Linked DNA regions of Homo sapiens: region 1 is linked to region 2. Evidence: chromatin contacts called from ENCODE Hi-C or POLR2A ChIA-PET data. All regions are on one chromosome and are shown on one strand. The core of a region is the stretch at or near the end of the contact, and the rest is flanking DNA. Distances in the headings are between cores, read along the strand shown. Region 1 overlaps PPFIA3 (PPFI scaffold protein A3). Region 2 has its middle 27 kb from the start of FGF21.

The links. Hi-C counts contacts between places; a loop is a spot of excess contacts on that map. ChIA-PET counts read pairs that join two places held with the same protein, here RNA polymerase II (POLR2A). Pooled maps may share reads with other maps.
Region 1: a loop to region 2 is called in a pooled map, with 2.3 times the contacts of the local background. The contact joins two enhancer-like sites. A Hi-C loop is called at or near these places in 7 of 50 pooled maps. POLR2A ChIA-PET finds 5 or more read pairs at or near these places in 6 of 52 experiments (GM12878, HCT116, WTC11 and 2 more).

What each region holds. Positions count from the first base shown.
Region 1 is chr19:49,125,579-49,129,534 of GRCh38, reverse strand. PPFIA3 (PPFI scaffold protein A3) reads right to left here. Exons shown (of 30, transcript NM_003660.4): 2 at 1,422-1,676; 3 at 1,067-1,168; 4 at 523-687; 5 at 81-155. The coding sequence starts at 1,661. Among named protein-coding and RNA genes, the nearest start is that of PPFIA3, 8.0 kb to the right of the region's middle. RefSeq lists a silencer at 1,263-1,662. Within about 2 kb of position 1,459, at least 9 of the 41 ENCODE cell types and tissues checked have a DNase peak (open chromatin) inside an H3K27ac peak, as active enhancers do.
Region 2 is chr19:48,780,893-48,784,754 of GRCh38, reverse strand. No RefSeq gene overlaps it. Among named protein-coding and RNA genes, the nearest start is that of FGF21, 27 kb to the right of the region's middle. RefSeq lists a cis regulatory region at 3,327-3,862. Within about 2 kb of position 2,179, at least 18 of the 41 ENCODE cell types and tissues checked have a DNase peak (open chromatin) inside an H3K27ac peak, as active enhancers do.

The DNA of each region.
Region 1 (3,956 bases), core at 210-2,709, 350 kb before region 2:
ACCCAACCGGCTCCGCCCCGTGGGCAGCCCCTTAGCCCCTCCCCTTGGATTCAAATTCCCTGTCTTGGCCACACCCACACCTCCTGATTGCTCAGTTCCAGCTCCTCCTCGAGCACTGCCACGCGCTCCAGCGCCATCCGCAGCCGCTCCCGGACCTGGGGATCGGGGCAGGGCAACAGTCAGCTGGAGACAAGATCCAGTTTAGGACAGTTGCCCCTGGTCCAGAACACCCCTGGGACGGATCCGATAGGGCAGCGTTGGGGCTCCTGTCTCCATAACGGGTATGCAGCCGCAACCAGCTATCCAATCTGCCCCATCCACTGTTAGCCCCCATCCTGGTTTATTTTTCTGCTATCAACCAGTCAGGTCCCAGTCTATGTATCCTGTCCCAATCAATCACAGTCAACATTCTTCCAACTCAGAACATCCCCAACCAATCACGGCCAGAATCTCTCCCACTCAGAACAGCCCCAGTCAACTATAGGTTTCCATTCTCCACCCCTGCTCTTCTAATTCTCATACCTTCTCATCCAGGGCCTTGTGGTGCTCGAAGAGAGACTTTAGAGCTTTGAGCACTTCTACCTCCGAGGAGACCCCACCCGGGGACTGGGCCTGGCGCTTCACCACGGTCATGCGCAGTGACCTCTCGTGCCTGGACACCAGGCACTCCAGGTGTTCCAGGAGCAGCTGCAAGCACACGGCATGGGGTCAAGGAAAAGAGGCAAGGGAAAAGGGGCAGATGTGAGAAAAAGGGTGACAGGTAGGGCGGACACATGGAGGAAAAGATGGAGCCATATAAAGGAGCACCGAGACAGGTCAGGAAAAGAGAGGAGGTCGGGGTCAAGGAACCGGTGGTACAGAAAAGAGAAAAGTTATGGAGACAGGGAGGAAGGAGTGGCACCAGAGTGGGAGACCAGCCAGGAAGTGGGAGCAGGGAAGAGGAGAAGACAGAAAGGCGAGATGGGGGAAAAAAATAGGTCACGCTGCAACACTGAGAGGCCCCGCCCCCCACTTCAACACCACGAGGCCCCGCCCCCACTTAGGCCCCGCCCTCAACACCCCTCACCCGCGTGTTGTTCCGTTCCGCCTTCAGCTCTGCAATCTCTTCCTCCCTCTCCAGCAGCTGCTCCCGACATAAGTTCAGCTCCTTCGTCAGAGCTGCAAACTCCTGTCCAGACATTGGCAGGATCTGGACATTCGGCTCAATCCTTTCCCTGTCTCCTTCATTCACTGGGACTGGAAGTTTGAAGGTCCCGCCCTCCCTGCTAAGTCCCGCTGTCCCTTGCCACTCAGGCCCCGCCCATTAACGGCAAGCCTCGCCCAGACTCCTCCCTTCCAGGCGCCAAGCCCGGCCCCTTCCGGACCGCCTTCTTCCCCCCGAGGCCCCGCCCCCTCATGCCCCGCCCCTGTCCCGCCCAGACCTGGGGCAGCGCGATGCTGAGCTGGCGCTGCAGCGAGTCCTTCTCGTGGCCGAGCTCGCGCAGCCGCAGCTGCGCTGTAGCCAACCCGTCCTGTGCCTCGCGCAGCGTCTCCAGCAGGCGCTCGCGCTCCGTGAGCATCGTGACCATGAGGCGCTCCAGCTCCCCGCCCGCCTCGTCCGGGCCCAGCGCCGAGCCCCGCCGGCCATCCTCGCTGATGGTGGGCATCACCTCGCACATCATGGCGGCGGTGCGGGCCTGCGGGGCGGGGAGGGCAAGGAACAGACCGGCCTTGTCAAGGCACAACAGAGAAACTGAGGCACAGCCACTCGGATACCACGTAGGGGAAATAGTTGGGGGCAAACCAAGCACTGCACAGAAGAAACTGAGGCCCAGGCACTGTGATCATGACACAGGGAAACAGGCACCGCCACCCTGTCACTCCACCGGGGAAACCAAAGATTGGCCACCAGGTGCTGCCAGGGGAAACTGAGGCCTATTATTATTATTATTTTTTTTTAACAGGGTCTCACTCTGTCACCCAGGCTGGAGTTCAGTGGCGCGATCACGGCCCACTGCAGCCTGAACGACCCAGACTCGAGCAGTCCTCCCAACTCAGCCTCCTGAGTAGCTGCGACTACAGGCACACACCAGCATACCTGGCTAATTTTTTTCTTTTCTTTTCTTTTCTTTTCCTTTCCCTACTTTCTTTTTTTTTTTTTTTTTTTTTTTTAGCTGGAGTGATCTGTCACCCAGGCTGGAGTGCAGTGATGCGATCTCGGCTCACTGCAGCCTCCACCTCCCGGGTCCCGGTTCAAGCAATTCTCCTCCCTCAGCCTCCCGAGTAGCTGGGATTACAGGAACCCGCCACCATGCCCAGCTAATTTTTGTATTTTTAGTAGAGACAAGGTTTCACCATGTTGGCCAGGCTGGTCTCGAACTCCTGACCTCGTGATCTGCCCGCCTCGGCCTCCCAAAGTGCTGGGATTACAGACGTGAGCCACCGCGCCTGACCTTTTTTTTTTTTTTTTTTTTTGTGGAGATGAGGTCTCACTCCTGGACTCAAGGGATCCTCCTGCCTCAGCATCCCAAAGTATGCCACTGTGCCTGTGCCATTGCTCTTAGGAAAACAGTCCTGGCTACCTGGGTGAGAGGATTTGGGAAAACTGAGGTCAGACTCCAACAGACAGTGGCAGCAAACCTAAGCCTAGCCCACTCAAAGGAACCAAAGCTGGCCGACCCTGGTATCGTATGAGTGAATGTGGAGAAAATCAGTGTCTACCTATTCTGGCTCTACTGAGAATCCCCCTCAACCCACTGCATGGGTAGGAAAACTGAGGCCCAGACCAGAACCATGCCTTAAGAAGGCCACAGGGCCAAGGGACCCAGGATTAGGTCACTAGGATGTGGTTACCTGTATAATGTCACAGGGTTGGTCTCACCTACTAGCCAGCCCAACTCCTGCCTCCTTCAATTTCCCAGAAATCTGGACCCCGGCTCCCTAAGAATCTAAAGACCTACTCCATTCGGGAAAAGAAAAAAAAAAAAAAAAAAAAGCAAGGCCAGGACTGGGCGCAGTGGCTCATGCCTGTAATCCCAGCACTTTGGGAGGCCGAGATGGGCAGATCACTTGAGGTCAGGAGTTCAAGACCAGGCTGTGCAACATGGTGACCCCCGTCTCTACTAAAAATACAAAAAAAATTAGCCGGGCATGGTGGCATGCACCTGTAGTCCCAGCCACTGGGGAGGCTGAGGCACAAGAATCGCTTGAACCCGGGAGGTGGAGGTTAGAGTGAGCCGAGATAGCACCACTGAACTCCAGCCTGGGCAACAGTGTGAGATTCCATTTCAAAAAAAAAACACAGTAACGGCCGGGCAAGGTGGCCCACTCATGTAATCCCAGCACTTTGGGAGGCTGAGGCTGTTGGATCACGAGGTCAAGAGATTGAGCCCAGCCTGGCCAACATGGTGAAACCCCATCTCTACTAAAAATACAAAAATTAGCTTGCGTGGTGGCACGCACCTGTAGTCCCAGCTACTCGGGAGGCTGAGGCAGGAGAATCGCTTGAACCCGGGAGGCAGAGGTTGCGGTGAGCCAAGATCGTGCCACTGCACTCCAGCTTGGCGATATAGAGAGACCCAGTCTCAAAAAAAAACAAAACAAACAAACAAACAAAAAAAAACAAAAAAAATACCAGTATGGCCAGGACCATGCTTGTCACTTCTTCACCCTCTTCACGACCCAGAAGTCCAAGAACTAGCTCCCGCCTCCCTCAGGTCACAGGAGTCTAAGACCCAGTCCCTTTCGTCTCTCAGACCCCAGGAGCCTGCGCCTCCAGCCCCCACCTCCCCATTCCCAGGAGTCGGAGACCGCACCCCTCTCCTCCCCTAAGAGACAACAGTCTGGGCTCTCAGCTTCCTCGCTTAGACCCAGAAGTCCCAGGCTTCAGGCTCCTCCTCCCCCAGGCCCCTGGGTGCACAGCTCCTCCTCCAGGACCCAGGAGTTCTGGGACGCTCCCACCAACCCCAGCCCCAGCC
Region 2 (3,862 bases), core at 930-3,429:
AGATAAGAATACTGAAATTCAGAAGTCTCCTGCCCCTGGTTACTCCAGTAGTAAGAGGTGGGGGAACTCAGGCTCTCTCTCTTCATTGCCCACATCCTGAACCACTGCTCATGTTATATGCCCATATTTTGCATGTAAATTCAAAAGATTTAGGCGTCAGGTCCCGATCCTTTAACCCCTGGTTACCAGTCCCTGTTCTAGTCCACCCCTCAGGAGGAGGCAGCTGGAGTATCTGAGGTCAGTCACACGTGCAGTCTGCCATGCTTACATGACCAACACTTGTTTAAAATTTTGTCCCCCGGACTGCGCACGGTGCCTCACGAATGTAATCCCAGCACTTTGAGAGGCCGAGGCGGGCAGATTCCTTGAGCCCAGGAGTTCGGGACTAGCCTGGGCAACATGGCAAAACCCCGTCTCTACTAAAAATACAAAAATTAGGCCCAGCATGGTGGTGGCTCACGCCTGTAATCCTAGAACTTTGGGAGGCCGAGGCAGGCGGATCACAAGGTCCAAGAGTTTGAGAACAGCCTGGCCAACATCATGAAACCCCATCTCTACTAAAAATACAAAAAGTAGCCCGGCATGGTGGCAGGTGCCTATAATCCCAGCTACCCAGGAGGCTGAGGCAGGAGAATCGCTTGAACCCAGGAGGCAGAGGTTGCAGTGAGCCGAGACTGCGCCATTGCTCTCCAGCCTGGGCAACAGGGCGAGACTCCGTCTCAAAAAAAACAAAAAACAAAAACCAAAAATTAGCCAGGCAGAGTGGCGGGCGCCTGTAGTTGCAGCTACTTGGGAGGCTGGAGCAGGAGAATCACTTGAACCCAGGAGGCGGAAGCTGCAATGAGCCGAGATCACGCCGCTGCACTCCAGCCTGGGTGACAGAGTAAGACTTCGTCTCAAAAATAAATAAATACATAAATAAATAAAAATTAAAAAATTAGCCAGGTGTGATGGCGTACCCTTGTAATCCCAGCTACTCGTGAGGCATGAGAATAGCTTGAACCTGGGAGGTTGAGTCTGCAGTGAGCCGAAATCATGACACTGCATTTCAGCCTGGGTGACAAAGCAAGACTCAAAAAAAAAAAAAAAATTTTTTTTTCATCCTAAGATCTGGGGTGAGACTCCCTGGTTGGCAATACTGCATGCGTTTTGGCACACGTCATTACCGGGAGAATTGAGCACTGTCTAGAACTCCACTGGGGGAGGACATCTGAAAGCTCACGCCTGGTGTCTCCTGGACTCTGCCCCATCCACGTTTTCCCTTGGCTGATGATGACGATGATGATGACGATGATGATGATGATGATTATTATTATTATTTTGAGACGGAGTCTCGCTCTGTCGCCCAGGCTGGAGTGCAGTGGTGCGATCTTGGCTCACTGCAACCTCCGCCTCCTGGGTTCATGCCATTCTCCTGCCTCAGCCTCCCGAGTAGCTGGGATTCCAGGCGTGTGCCACCACGCCCAGCTAATTTTTTGTATTTTTTAGTAGAGACAGGGTTTCACCATGTTGGTCAGCTGGTCTTGAACTCCTGACCTCAGGTGATCCACCTGCCTTGGACTCCCAAAGTGCTAGGATTACAGGCGTGAGCCACCACGCCCGGCGTACAGTTTAAATTTATAAACATAAAAGAATTTGGGGGCCAGGCGCGGTGGCTCACGCCTGTAATCCTAGCCCTTTGGGAGAACGAGGCGGGCAGATCGCTTGAGCTCAGAAGCTCGAGACCAGCCTGGGCAACATGGCAAAACCCCATTTCTACAAAAAATTTAAAAATTAGCTGAGCGTGGTAGCGAGTACCTGTAATCCCAGATACTCGGGAGGCTGAGGTGGGGGATCGCTTGAGTCCAGGAGTTCCAGGTTGCAGTGAGCAGAGATCGCGCCACTGCCCTCCATCCTGGGCGACAGAGTCAGACCTTGTTTCAATAAATAAATAAATAAATAAATAAATAAATAAATAAATAAATAAATAAATAAATAAGGTGAGGGGGGTATTTCTGAAATGACGTGGAAGCTCGGATTCTTTTTTCCAGAAGCCTCAGTTCAGAGTCTTTTCCAAGGGCCGGTTGCGGAGTTTGAGGATAGAGCACTAAGAGCACCCAATAGGAATGACTGAAAGCCCATGACGTCACTAGTGGCTGGGCAACAGCTCCAGAGTGCCTCTCGCTGACCTGCTTCGGGAAGTGGCCCCCGGTTCGCGTCACATGCCAGCCCCTGGCCTGCGTCACAGACCAGGATACACACCCAAATCCCAGGGGCCAGGAAATGTGTTCCCCGTGAAACCAAATTTAGCAAAGGAAAGAATGCAACAACTTTTAAACTCATTAAAGGCTCCCTGGCCGGGCGCGGTGGCTCACGCCTGTAATCCCAGCACTTTGGGAGGCCGAGGCGGGAGGATCACAGGGTCAGGAGATCGAGACCATCCTGGCTAACACGGTGAAAGCCCGTCTCTACTAAAAATACAAAAAATTAGCCGGGCGTGGTGGTGGGCGCCTGTAGTCCCCGCTACTCGGGAGGAGGGAGGCTGGGGCAGGAGAATGGCGTGAACCCGAGAGGCGGAGCTTGCAGTGAGTCGAGATCGCGCCACTGCACTCCAGCCTAGGCGACAGAGAGCTGTCTCAAAAAAAAAAAAAAATTGTGTTCCCCTTCCATGGATCTTATCTAGAAAAAAACACCTGTTTTTCTCAGGCTCACACTCAACACTTCTGTGACCAGGTGTGTGGGGTTTTTCCCACGCTGACAAATTCTCCTACCCAAGCTGGGTGTCCCACAATTCAATCCAACTCTGACATTATCTACCTGGAGATAGCATCGGATCCCACAGGTGAAAGGCTCAGTCCCACGAGGCTGCCCCTTGGGAGATGCCAATCACAAGTCCACGTGGTCTCACCCGAGCTTCTGACTTGCTAGTAATGGGGGTTCCCATGACTCCCTCCTTAGGCTCAGAAATTTGCTACAATGCCTCACAGAACTAAGGAAAACACATTTATCAGTTTATCATATAATTAAATAAAACCTGTCAGATAAAGAGGTGCAAAGGGCAACATCTGAACGCCTCCCGAGCACGGGAGCAAAGGATGGGTTTGGGGGAGCTTCCAGGTTGGGCGTCTCCATGGAGTTGGGGTGCTTCCCCGCCCGGAACTGTGGGCAGAGAGCCACCCAGGTGCTGAGGCAAGAGATTGAAGGCACATACTGTTTCAATATAATAAAGAAAATACTTAGAATAAGAAAAGTTATACTAGCAATAGGATATAGAGATGATTATATATGGATATTATCAATTATTAGTTTTAGTATTAATCTCTGTTTTATTATTATAACTGAGGAAAAACCAGGCGATACAGAGTCAGGAGCTGAAGGGACATGGTGAGATGTGACCAGAAGACAAGAGTGAAAGTCCTCCGCCACGCCCAGATAAGGGCTTAAGGACGCCTTGGTCTAGTGGTAGCACCAGTGCCTGGGAAGGCACCCGTTACTTAGCAGACCGGGAAAGGGAGTTTCCCCTTCCTTGGGGGAGTTAGAGAACACTCTGCCTCACCAGCCTCTTGTGGGAGGCCGGACATTAGCCAGGCCTGCCCACAGTCATCCGGAGGCTTAAACATCTCCCTGTGGTACTGTGCTTCAGTGGTCATGATCCTTGTCCACTTTCATGTTCCGCCTGTACACCTGGTTCCTCTTTTAAGTTCCTGGGAGATAGCAGTAGCAGAAATAGTGAAAATATTAAAGTCTTTGATCTCTCTGATAAGTACATAGAAAAAATGCTGACCGTATGCTGTCTTCCCTCTCTGCTTCGTCTACCAAAAAGGGAAAGGCCCCCTGTCACATGGACACGTGACTTGCTTGACCTTATTAATCATTTGAGATG